2 separate regions of the Homo sapiens genome follow, and region 2 is linked to region 1. A link is a contact called in ENCODE Hi-C or POLR2A ChIA-PET data. All regions are on one chromosome and are shown on one strand. Each heading gives the region's core, a stretch centred on a gene start or an enhancer-like site at or near the end of the contact. The rest is flanking DNA. Distances are from core to core; before and after follow the strand shown.

What was found. A loop is a pair of places that touch in the nucleus more often than their neighbours do. ChIA-PET counts read pairs that join two places held with the same protein, here RNA polymerase II (POLR2A). Pooled maps may share reads with other maps.
Region 2: a loop to region 1 is called in a map of endothelial cell of umbilical vein, with 5 times the contacts of the local background. The contact joins the promoter of THAP10 here to the promoter of UACA in region 1. A Hi-C loop is called at or near these places in 4 of 168 maps with a recorded cell type or tissue (dorsolateral prefrontal cortex, endothelial cell of umbilical vein, gastrocnemius medialis and 1 more), 2 of 37 single-sample maps with no recorded cell type and 16 of 50 pooled maps. POLR2A ChIA-PET finds 5 or more read pairs at or near these places in 1 of 52 experiments (MCF 10A).

The regions. Positions count from the first base shown.
Region 1 is chr15:70,760,724-70,767,445 of GRCh38, forward strand. UACA (uveal autoantigen with coiled-coil domains and ankyrin repeats) reads right to left here and starts at 2,835. Exons shown (of 19, transcript NM_018003.4): 1 at 2,607-2,835. The coding sequence starts at 2,684. RefSeq lists a silencer at 2,600-3,009.
Region 2 is chr15:70,890,249-70,896,973 of GRCh38, forward strand. THAP10 (THAP domain containing 10) reads right to left here and starts at 2,185. Exons shown (of 3, transcript NM_020147.4): 1 at 1,596-2,185. The coding sequence starts at 2,024. It overlaps LRRC49 (leucine rich repeat containing 49), which reads left to right and starts at 2,578. Exons shown (of 16, transcript NM_017691.5): 1 at 2,578-2,694; 2 at 3,336-3,392; 3 at 5,601-5,688. The coding sequence starts at 2,647. RefSeq lists an enhancer at 1,840-2,538.

The DNA.
Region 1 (6,722 bases), core at 1,585-4,084:
TTGAACCTGGGAGGCGGAGGTTGCAATGAGCCAAGATGGTCCCATTGCACTCCAGCCTGGCGACCGAGCGAGACTCCGTCTCAAAAAAAAAAAAAAAACAGAAAAAGAAAAATGGAAAGGATAAACTGTTCTTACCTATCAGGCTAGCAAAGGTCAAAAACTTTGAACAGACTTCTATTAAAAGCTTGGAAAACATTTCTCATATGCTGGTTCCATGATGCATGAAAGGAAACTTGACAACATCCTTCAAAATTACAAATGCACATATCCTTTAACCCAGCAATTCACTTTTAGGAATTAATCCTACAGGTACAGACACACACTTGAAATATGAATATTAATCACAGAATTGTACATTACAGCAAAAGATATGAATGGGGAGCCTCTATTTACAGTTTTAAAAAAAAAAGTCCAAGATATGAAACAGCAGCTACAGTGTGCTAGCATTTCTATAAAGGGTGACTATATTCATATTTGCTTGTATATGCTAAGCTCTCTCTGGAGGAACATGCAAGCAACTGTATCATCAGTGGCCTCAGGAAGTGGGGGCAGGGTGGCTGAAGCAGGGGTTAGGGAAACACGGTGTCGATATTTTGTTGTAAATATTTTTATTCCTTTCCAATATTAAACCATGTGCTATATTACCTATTCAAAAAATAACTGTTTTTAAAGGCAAAAAGAAAAAAAAAAAGGGTGGCCCAATCATACAATAAATACATATACATGTGACCAAATCTGGGATTATGGTTTATAGATTGAAAAGCAGAAAGGGTCTATTTCTCCTGTACATGTGTTTTATTCTATCAATGCTTGGTTTGGTTTTATTCATCACTACAGTTTTATTTTAAAATTTTACAGAATTCATTCTAAGTTTTATTCCTCATTACGCTTTTATTTTTAAATTGTACAGAACTTATTCTAATATTTAAACAGAAATGTTTGCTTTTTCTACATAAATAGGTTAATATCATGTTTATCTTTATTATGTCATTTTGAGAAAAATAGAACGCTCAATTGAGTGCTAAAGATTTAAGCTCAGAGATATGCACTTTATGTTCCAAATGTATAAAATGCAAACTATCATGCTGATAATACCTACTAAATACTCTGCATTTCTAGAAAACTGGATAAAATTAAGGCATATAAACCTCCAAGTGGGATTTACATCCTTAGTGCAAATCAAACACAACCAGGGAAAACAAAGCTAATAAATCTAGAAACTTGTATCTTCTATAAGGCTAAAAACACAACTTGCATTACAGAAGTAGAATCTTAACTGTAATGAACTCCAATATCACTAAATGACATTTCTGCCAGTTACTTTTTTTAAAAAAAAAAGTGAAACAAAGTAATCTCTGTTTTCCATGAGCTTATAAAACGACTTCATGCTTTATCAAAGAACATCAATTACGTCATCTGAATCTACTCTCTTTTTTTGAAATAGGAATTTAAGTCTAGGTAGTTCCTCCACAATTTCCTTTATGTCCAAGTAAAATAATCCTCGATATAGGTGGAGAGAAAGGCATAACTGAATTAACTCAAAAAAGCAGAAGCAGATTAATTAGTATTCTGATAAAAAGAATATAATCATTTGGTAAAATCTGCGTTGAATTGTAAAGGTTCATTTTAATTACCCCAACTAGGTAACTGTGCAGTTGGAGCATAACAACTCCTTTACGTTCGACTCTTCCAAGACTTTGTAAGTGGCACTTATTTTAATGATATAGAATTTTGATGATATCGCCATTCTTGTAACGTGACAAATTATCTAAATCACAACATCTGCGGTCAGGCTGTTTCTCAAGATTTCTGTTCTCCTGCCAACTAAAGAGGCCCCGACTACTCCTTGGCGCGCACACTGAGGCCGCGCTGCAGGTCAGCACCGAAAGAGCCCCGCACGGATCCCGCCCCACAGGTGCGATTTACACAACCCACATCACCACCACCCCTCCCAACTTCACCACCTCTAGGGTCACCACCCTGTGGGGTTTTGTCTTTACGACTAAGCCGATTCCCTCTGCCTCGCTGGGGAATCAAACTTCCCAGTGACAACGACAGCGGCCAGCACGGGACGTCCACCAGCCCGGCAGGGCTTGACGCTGTCTCAGACCCGGGGAAGGTCCGGAGTCCGGGCACGGTGGCGCGGGGTGCGCAGCCCTGCCCACCTGCCCTACCTGGTGCGAGCCCCGGCCCCGGGGACTGGGGAGCCAACACGGCCGAGCGGGCGTGGGCAGCAGGGCGAGCGCCGGGAGAGGAGAGCGACGAGGGGGGGTCAACGGAAAGAGCGGAGTAGGGGTGCCAATCGAGGAACTTTGGATTTAGGAGGAGGGGGCCAGAACCGCCCCACTGAGGTTTCTTCCAGAAGTTCGGAGGCTTGGGAGAAAGGGGTGGGGAAGAGACCCGTAGAGGCTCGGGTGCGGCGGCGGGGAGGATCCCCGGGGTCTCTGGGCTGACGGAGTCTCCGGCCTCAGGGAGGAGTCGCCAGGGCCGCCGAAGCCGAACTGGCAGAGGAAAAGCAGAGGAAGGCGGCGCGCGAACTCGCCAGCAAAGGAGGGCTGCGCTGCTCCCGGAGCGGAGCGCCTCGCAGCCCGGACCGCGGGACTCACCGCGCTGGCGGCGGCGGCGCCAGACGACGCGGGGCCGGGCACGTCCTGCCTCCTCAGGCGGGACTTGAGGCTCTTCATGGCTAACTCTTGCCTGGCCCCCGCGCGAACCTTAAAGGCTGCGGAGTGCCAGCGCGCAAGGAGTAGACGGCAGCGGCTGCAGCAGAGGCGGCGCGGGCTGTACCAGCCCCACCTGCCTGCCACCTGCGGGCCCCGGGCAGCAGACGTCGACAGGCCTGAGGCGGGGCTCCCCTCCCGTAGCCAATTGACCCGCTGCCCTGGCGGGGGCGTGGCAAACCGCGACCAATCGGAATGCGGGAATGGGGCGGGACTTCCCTTTTAAACTGAGTAACACCCTTCCTCTCCCAGCTGGAGGAAAAGTTTGGGAACTTTAGCCCGGGAAGGGGCGGAGGAGGTGGGCGGCCAGAGGCGTGGAGATGCGCGCAGGCCGGGCTCCAGGCCACCGGCGCCCGCCCACCCGGAGCTTAAGATCTAGAGAGAGCACGGGGTCCCGCCTTTGCCACCTCTCATCTTCCCGGACTCCCCTCCTCTTTCCACCCACGCGCTCTTTACCAAGTAAAGTTCCTTCCCTTCCGTCTGGTCTTAGAAATGACTCTTGGTTACCTGCACACAGAACAGCTTTCAGGAGCAACTTCTTTTCAGTCTCCTGTTTTACTACCAAATCCTGGTGCCTGGAAACCACCACACGCATCAAAAATTCCAGAAATAAACAGTCTCTAAGAAATAAGGTGCTGATTGTGCAGAAAAACGTACAGTTAAGAAAGACCTTGAAAGACGTTATAGTAAGTTACAGTACAAGTTACGTGCTCGTTTATTTGTTGAGTGAAGAATCCGCCGTATTGGAAGCAAAGGGACGGAATGGGGGCGGGGAGGGAGGAGAAGAGGTGCCATCAATTAAAAATGACTCCCACAGCCAGTGATTTAAGTTGTCAAAAAAAGTTACGCCCTTTTTTCTTCAAAAAGGTTTTTTGTTTTCTGTAGAAACACATTACATGTAAACGTATACGATGAAGTTAAATCATCTTACCTAGAAATCTGGGTTAGTAAAAATTATTTAAGAGGATGAAGAAACAGGAAGGTGCTCAGCACCCAATAATTTGCTGTTCGGGTGACATCTTCAAAAGTCTTCTTTGGAGTCATTTTTCCCCCCAGCAAAACGTTTATCGTAGCATGCATCCATTTGAAAAGACAAACGGTCCACATTTTCTGACTAACAAAGGACTCTTTTTTGTCTGAAAGGTCAGTTGCTCTCTTTAGAGTTTCTTTATAGTAACGCAAGGTTTTCTTCAAATACTGTAAGAAAGTTTTCAGAATTTCTTGGAGAGGCAGCATTCAAAGACTGTGTTAACCCTATACAACAAGTAAATAACAACTAACTACCCAAAAATATTATTAAATTTCATCTTGATTAGATCTTTGGAAGAAAATTTTCTTTGATTCCTCCCCCTTCCTCTAGATCTCCAGTCATTTAGTTCTTGTTGGCTCTTTAAAGTGTCTGTGTATGGTCAGTTACTCTGTTCTCACTGCCACTGCAGAGCCAAAATTACCTCATACCCGGACTATTATTACAGAAGCTTCCCAGCCAGTCTCCCAACCTTCAGTCTCTTAATTGTCCCATCACCAATAAATTATCAGCCATCATCAATAAGTCTTACAAAAATACTCCTCTTGCTCAAAAGCCTTCAGCAGCTAACGAATAAAATCTAATTCTTTGCATTTAAAGCTGTATAACGTGGACGCGACCCTGTTCTCTAGCCAACACCCCAAGCGAATTACTCTTCAGCCCATTCTCCAAACATGGGTCATGGCTTTCAACTTCCACATCTTTATGCATACTGATCCCTCCCCCAATAATCTTCTGTCTGTCTACATTCATCTCAGAAAATCCTACTCCCCCAAGAGTGATTGGTAGGGGATGTCGGGGGCTTCTGGAATACTGTACTATTCTCTGTGGGTGCTGGTTACATATCTAGTGTTTTCAGATTGTGAAAATTCAATGAGCCTGTACTGTATGCAATATATTCTCTTTTATGTGTGTGTTATGCTTTAACAAAAAGTTTGTTTTTAAGTGTATGTCCCTTCCAAGTGCCCTCCTCTCTATAGAACCTTCCCTGATCAAGTAACTGGAAGTGATCTCTCCATCCTCCAAATAGTTACAGCAATTATACCTCTCATATGATACTAACACATATGAGCTGAGCAAACCTTATTTCATTACTGGACTTCAATTTACTTAAAATTGGGGAATAACTGACATATATTTGAATTCCCTAGAATGCTTAGCATGTTATAGGTGTTTAATAAATATTTCTGAATGAATTGATGCATTCTTATTGACTACTATAGCAAATTATGGTTGTTTGTTCTATGTATTTATGTGACACAGGATTGGGATTCCCCCTATTGTGAACACAGATGGAATGATCTGAGGCTATGGTCCTGCTCAAATATTTGTGTCTCAATCAACTCCTTTCTCTGGGCTTAAGATAAGCACCCATTTACCATCTAGTCCTCTGACTGAATCTTAAATGTTAATTGCTTACAAGAGCACTGTCTCAGTAATTGGCTCTTGAGTTATTAATTGCAGTGTTATGTTGTACTGGTTGTCTCCTGTAACATCCAAGTTATCATAGTCCTGGTGACTGGCCTCCTTTTCTGTTGTTACTGGATAAAGCAAAGGAAACAGACAGAACCACAAGTATAGCTTGCATCAGGTTCCAAAAATGTTGGGCAAGTTATTTTTATGAACTGTCTGGATGATGTCCCCATGGTGTCTGTGTCCAGTGGCCTTTATGGATTTTTCCAGCCTAGAAACTTGATAGCTGATGTCTGCTTATTCCCATTTGAGAGCAGCTAAGTAAATAGCACTGGTCTGAATATTCAGTAAAGCTTTTTTACATTGATCTGGAAGCTGCCTATATGAAGTAAAGTCACTATTATTAGCATTCAACCAGACAGGTTGGGTTTTATTTTGTTAACTCTTATCACTATTATTTATTTTTATCTTCCCTTCAGAGCAAAGGGCACTTATCAAACCTAGATGACCTTTTGTTTGTTATCACACTGAGCCTATATAAAATATTTTTTTGTTTTACTTCTTTTTTTTTTCCAATATTTATTTATTTACAATATATACCAGGAAGGGTAATGCATTTTTTAAAATTACTTTACTAGATTATATATACACATGGTAATCTCAAATAATACAAATGGAGCAAGTTGATCTGCTTACCACCCCTATTTTGATCCCTGCTGTCAAGGAACTTGTGTTCTGGATTAGATAACAAATGTGTAAGCTGTATGCTAACACATACAGTTTAACTGGACAATCGCTTACTGAATCGTGTAGTAAGATTGCAGATGGTATTTAGGGAAGGAAAAGATCAACAGATAAGTTTGCCTGAAGGGAGGCTATCCAAGGTTGAGTATCCATTCAATGAATACCAACAGGTGAGAAGTAATACCAGATGGGCAGAGGATACCCAGGGGACCTGCCAGAACAGGGAAGAGAACACAGTCGACAGATGCTCACTGATAACTCAGATGATGATAACGGCAAAAACGATGACAAATATGATTTCTCAGAAGAAGAATAAAGAATCCACACAGAGGGCCGGGCACAGTGGCTCACACCTGTAATCCCAGCACTTTGGAAGGCCGAGGCGGGTGGATCACGGGGTCAGGAGATCGAGACAATCCTGGCTAATATGGTGAAACCCCGTCTCCACTAAAAATACAAAAAATTAGCCAGGCGTGGTGGCAGGCACCTGTAGTCCCAGCTACTCTGGAGGCTGAGGCAGGAGAATGGCGTGAACCTGGGAGGTGGAGCTTGCAGTGAGCCGAGATGGCGCCACTGCACTCCGGCCTGAGCGACAGAGCAAGACTCCATCTCAAAAAAAAAAAAAAAAACAAAAAACAAAAACAAAAACAACAACAATAAAAAAAAGAATCCACACACAGGCCGGGCATGGTGGCTCACAACTGTAATTCCAGGACTTTGGGAGGCCAAAGTGGACAGATCACTTGAGGTCAGGAGTTTGAGACCAGCCTGGTGAACATGGTGAAACCCCATCTCTACTAAAATACAAAAATTAGCTG
Region 2 (6,725 bases), core at 935-3,434, 130 kb after region 1:
CACACATATATATGTATGTGGATGTATATGTTTGGGCAAAGTTTGTATAGGTGGTGATGGTGGACAGATGGTTCAAGGAAAGGACAGCTATCTTGACAGGTATACAGCTTGGTGAGGAGGGAAACTGGCAGATAATTGAAAATTCAATTATAATGCAAAAATTTGTTCTTATAGTCATGTAATCATTCCATAAATATTTATTGAATTACTTAAATTTGTAAAATATTGTTTTAGGCACTGCAATACAATGGCAAAGAAATCAGACATGATCCTAGCTCTCATGGAGCTTACATTCTAATATGAGAAACAAATATTAAGCAAACTACACAATTATTTCATGGCAATTATGGTAAGTGCTACTGAAGTATCTGTGCTATTGAATCACATGGAGTACACGAAGAATGAGAGTACATAACTAAGGGATCAAGGGGAAAGATGTTTAGCTGATTTTTAAGGGAAAAAGACTTAATTGGCAATGATGGGAGTGGGAGGGGCATAGTTCCAGGATATTATAATACATGCAACAACTGAGCAAAGTCTTGTTGGTAGGAAGTAATATAGTATAGTATGTCCAAGAACTGAAAGGTCAGCATGATGGTACACAGTGAGCAACAGGGACAGTGGCCTTGGTTAGGGCTAGTGTGGTATGCAGGGGGAAAAAACATGCAGGGCCATGTAAATTGGGTTAATAATTTTGCTCTTTATCTTAATAATTGCAAGATGCCATTAAAGGGTCTTAAATACCCACCCCAATGTAGGAAGCAGGTTAGTACTGCAGAAAGAGTGTTGGTCTGGCAACCGGACCTAAGTAAGGATTACAGACCCCTGAGGAAATTACTAACCTCTTGCTATAATTTAATCTGTGTAATGGTGGCAAGGCTGAAGTTTATCACAAGGAAGGCTGGAAAGTTTTCTTTAAAATGGTACGTGGGGAAGAAGGTAGTAGTAACCAGATGCAAAATGAGTGCAAACAATGTTTAGAAGGAACAGAAAAGTAGGCAGAAGAGAGCAAGATGGGGAAAGTCAGCTCACTAGGGATACTGAACTTAAAGGCAGCTGGAGCTAGTTATCAGTCATAAAGGAAGCTTGGGGTGGGAAGGGATTTATTAGCAAGCTCCATCATCTTCATCTGTAGCTCCACATCTCCTTCGCCCCATCATTTGTGACACAAATAAGGGACTTTCCTCAAGCTTATGTAATGTTATGCAACACAGTTTCAAGCACTCCAATCCTGGAGATTTGCTCAAATTAAACCCTTTCTATTTAAAAACTCTGGAGCAGCGAGTGAAAGCAACTCACTACTCTGCAGGACAAGACTCTGTGTGTGTGTGTGTGTGTGTGTGTGTGTGTGTGTGTGTGTGTGTGTGTGTGAGTTTTGGGGGAGGAGCAGTTAGAAGGAATTAACTGGGTCACTTAATTCCAAAGTGTTAATGATAAGTGGGACCTTGGAGATCACCTCTAAAGCACACCCCTAACTTTGCAGATTAGAAAACAGGAACTTTCGAGATGAGGTGCCTTTCCCAAGGTGACACTAAGTGGAGGAGCCCAGCCAGAGTCCAGGGGTCCTTACACAACCTTCGGTGGTCTCTCTTTACCTGTGAAGCTGCAGCCTGCTTCCCAGCTCGGGGGCGTGTACAGGAGACTGGACCTGGGGCAGCCTCAGAATGCCTGGCTGCCTGGAGCTCTCCTCGCGTGTCCAGGCGGCCTGCTTGGTCTCCCTCCTCTCCCCTCTTAGGTGCCGGGGCGGGCACCCGGTGCAGGGTGGGCACGGCGCCTGCCACCAGCCTCAGGCGCTGGGAGAAGCGCAGGTTCTTCTGGATAACCGAAGAGACGTCAAAACAGGCTGGGGCAAAGTGGTCAGAGCAGATGACCGAGCGGTCATTGCCTCCGTACCAGTCGGCGCGGCAACCCCGCACGAAGCGGTCCCAGAGCAGCCGCACGGCCCGGTCCTTGGGAAAGCGGAACAGCGACTTCCCAGACTTGGTGGTGTTGCCGCAGTGGGCGGCCACACAACGGGCCGGCATGGCGGCCGTCTTCGGTGCGCGGGAGCCGGGTTCCCTGGACCTTCGCCCTTGGGCACGCTCCTCGCAGCGGCCTCGGCGAGGCAAGTCCTCCCCTCCTCACCTGTCCACTCCGGGTCGGGATTGTTTCCTTCCCTACCTCTGGTCACCGGAAGTGGCGATCTGGGGCCCCCAATGGGAGGGCTCTTTGATATCTTCCTCCTCCTCCTCCCTGCGCTGCTCCCCAGGAGCCAGTGGACACAAGCAGAGGGATACAAATTTCGCGCGGGCAGCGCTGAGGTGGGCCGTAAAGAGGAACGGACCGGAAGTGGTGGTGGTTATAGCAACCAGTGTGGCCAGCCTCTTCCCCAGCTTATCCTCCTCCCAATACTCCCGCTCTGTTTTTATGAGGCTGGGAAAATAGAACGAGGAAGTGGTGACGCACTGGGCTCTCACGAATACAACTAGAAGCTGCAACGACTGTGTGGCTCTATCGATTCGGGAGAGGTCCAGACCGGAAATGGTCGTTTCCATGGTAACCCTGAGCAGGTTGCCTGGGAGATGACCTCTTTCGGGTCTCTTTGAATCTCCGCTGTAGCGTCACCTGGAAGGCAGATCTAACAGAGAACCTGGACTGTCTCCTATCATGATTCCCGGGAAATATCGCTCTGTTTCTGGCCGGGCTGCGAACAACGTAAGTTGGGCCTTCTACTTTCTCTTTCTTCCCACTGGTACTCTTTCTGACTGGCGTCTTTGTCCTAGGAGATGGGCTGTATTATTAGGACCGGCACCGCTGGGTCTACTCAAGCTATTGTCTGACCAGGGTTTGAGGTTCGTGGGCTGGACCAAGGCACAATTTAATATTGTATGATGGGTACTCAAAGTCTTGTCCAGGATCTGGGCTCCCCAGAAGGTGGAGCTGGTCTGCTGTGAAAGGCTTGGGTTTATTTAAATTCCTTTGGCCAGTCAATTCCTTTTTCTTTTCTTTTCCTTTTAACTGTGAAGAGAATTTATCATTAGGGACTCCCACCTCCTTCACCTGTCTCATTGAGATGTTTATTTAGACCTGAATGGCAAATGTCGAAAGCCTGAGGTACTAACTAGAGGGTTAAATTGCTGCCGACATTTTGGAAAATAAATCAGTGAAACCTTTTAATTCTTAGATGTGATTTTATTGTTTTCAGCAAATCCTCAGAACAAGATCATTTACCAGAAACAGAAATAGAGCATTGTGTTCTATTTTTTTGTTGTATTTCTGTTTGTACCTTTTTTTTTTTTGGAAATATGTGTTTGTGTATTAAGAGCAAATTTTATGGTTTAATTTTTACATTTCAGGTGAACTGCGGGCTTCATCTGGTTATTCAAACATCATCGCTTCCTGAAAAAAACAAAGTAAGATTTAAGAAGGTTGGCATTTAAATTGAAGATTGTTTTAAATTCTACACAAATAGCAGCATGACTTAAAGTGTAGATAGATTCTAAACTGAAAAATTTAAGTAGATTTGCTTTGATTTCCAGTTTAAAGCTAGTTCTTACTTTCTGCCTACATAAAGCTAAAATAGCCCTCTTTAAAAAACTTAATGTGATTTTATTGATTACAAAAGGGTAAGGGTTTTTTTGTTTTTTTTTTTTGACATTTACACTTTTTTTTTTCTTGAGACAGGGTCTAGCTGTATCACCCAGGCTGGGGCGCTGGGGTGCAGTGGCACAATTTTGGCTCACTGCAACCTCTGCCTCCCAGGCTCAAGCGATCCTCCCACCTCAGCCTCCTGAATAGCTGGGACCACAGGTGCATGCCACCACGCCCGGCTAATATTTTTGTATTTTTTGTAGAGACAGGTTTCACCATGTTGCCCAGGCTGTTCTCGAGCTCCTGAGCTGAAGCAATCCGCTTGCTTTGGCCTCCCAAAGTGCTGGGATTACAGGCAACAGCCACCGCACCCAGTGATATTTACACATTTCTGAAATCAGGAGCCTTCTTAAAATTGATGGCATGTCATAGTTTAATTGGGGAGGTTTTTTTTCTTTCTTAATAGAGGGTAAAATAATGGTATGTCTTACTACTAATGACACCTTAGATAAAATGGTAATTGGGAGGGCATATCCACACATCCCATTTAAAATCAGGGAAGAAAAAAATAGGTTAGCAGTGGACACATGTTAGACTTAACGTTATTTAGAAGTTACGATATGAATATGAGATTTTTTTCCCCAAGATTATTTCCCCATAATGTCTCTAGCATTTCTAGAATTTCTGGCTTTTGATTTAATTTTTGAGATTTTGAGATAAACATGTTTTTCTTTCCTTTCTGTCTCACCTCAGCATTTATACTTACCTACTTTCTACACACTATGTCTCAAGACACAACATGATTTTTCCTCCTTTGACCAAGTTGGAAACCTCTAACCATCACAATTCAGGTGTGTCCTAAAAAGTTATTAAATAGGCGTCACTGGAAGAACTCTAAAGTGAAGGGCAGAGTTCACACATAACAGCATGAAGAAGGGTAAGAAAAGGCATGAGGAAGGTAAATGGAAGGACATCGTTAGTCAAGGAGGCAGCTGTTGATTACATTATATATGAATATGAAAATGGTAAACACTCAGAAAATAGACAATTTGATCATCTCAAATAAACAGCAGTTAGATTAATTGAAAATATTATTTATTATAATTGAGCATAATGGATTCTCTCCAGAGCTTTCCTAATTGATTTCTCTGGACAAATCCTTTTCCACCATTATAATGTTTCTAGAGCTGTGTGCCTCATCTAAATATTTTTTCCAAACCATTCACTTTCTCTTGTGTGGACATCTATTCTGAGAAAATACCTTTAGGTCATATAATTCCTAAGGATATAATGCAAATGCCAACATAATGTTTATAGTATGGATACATTAGAAGTATCTTAATTAATTCAAGATACATATTTGGGGTTTTTTGTGGCTAATCATAAGAAGTTGTTCTGGTTTTGTTTTTCTCAGTCCTCCCACCAGATAATTATTTTAGATCAGTTTTAGATCAAGTGAAAACCTTTCTTAGAAGGCTTAAATATACAATTTTATTATATTATAATAGGACATTTAAAAGGATTATAATGATCAAAACAGTGATTTTTTCAACAGCATTTTATTTATATTGTGTGTTTTTTTTTGAAGCAAATGATTCTTTTAATCATTGTATTTGTGGTGAGAGCGTGGAGGGATTGGAAGTGTCTCAGCTTGGAATATCTTGTATCTGACCTCATAAAATTGATCCTGATTTTGTGGGTGGTAAAATACAATGATAGAGGTGCAGCCATCACCTCTATCTAGTTCCAGAATTTTTTCATCATTCCAAATGGAATCCCTGTACCCATTAAGCAGTTACTTCCCATTCCCTGCTTCCCTTAAATGCCTGGAAGCCACAAATATGCTTTCCATCTCTATGGATTTGCCAATGTGGTATTTTGTGTCAGTTTTCTTTCACTTGGCATGATGTTTTCAAGGTTCATCCACATTGTACCATGTGTATCAGTTATTATATGTTTTTTTAATTTATCTTCACTGCTTGGTGTTAAATTTGTCTCCAAATATTTTTTTCTTTAATAATGTTTTTCAGGTTGAATTCAAGCTAAATAAAGACACATCGTCATTCCCCGGTAGACTTTTACAACATGACCTTGAAAGAAACTACTCAAGTAGGCAAGGTATTGTCAGTGAATAGAGATCAGATGTGGTTCATCATCTTTGAATAATATTAAGTGTTTAATAATGTTGAATTACTAGATCCAAATAAACTTGAATTTAAAATGAAATTGTTCATTGGGACCAAATTGGTTTGGTATTTTTTTAAATCATTGGTTATATATATGTAGCATAGTAGATTATTTCCAATACAGAAAAAAGCTGTTATTATTTTACTTTGAGGGTGGGCTATACACTAGAGAATGGAAAAAGAATGTTTCAAATACTGTATTAGAACAGTATTTGGAAGTCGCTAATTAGAGTAAGAGTATGGGAACACAAATATTAAGGAAATCAGGAAAGAATGTAAAGTCAGGAGTAGAGAAGAAACAATCTTTCCCTGTTACTGTCACATATAATTATAGATTTTATATTAAAGGCTTTAAACTCTAGTGTCTATCACTTGGGATCTTGGGATCTTGTTAAAAATGCACATTCTTAGTGCTCCCCCTCCATCTTCCCCATTCTGATTTTGTAGGTCTTGAGCGGGATTTGGAAATGTGCATTTTAATAATGTCACAGGTGATTCTGAGGTATATGGTTTGTGGGTCATCCTTTGACAAATACTGCCTCACATGATCTGGTTATATTTCTGAAATATATTTTTCAAATCAAGGAAAACGTTCCTTCACATTTGAATCTTGGTTTGTTGCTGACAGCCATTAGCTTTCTGTAATGTGCTCATGTTAAACACTTCTGAATCCACATATACAAAACTGCCTCTACCTCTTAGGAGTTTATATGAGAGGGCTGATCAGTATAGGCCTTTCTAGGTTGTTCATGTTATTACTGTGGGAACATATGGCAATTTAAAATATTGGTTAATTTTCTCTCTCTTTTTATTTCTGGACCTACTTCTTGGACCCATCTAATCTGACATATCTTTTCTCTTTCCTACATTCTACACTCTTGTCTTGGCCAATTGCTGGACATGACGTCAGCCTAACTGCAGTTCCACAGTGTGGAAAACATCTGTCTTTGCCTTATTTGATTCAGTTCA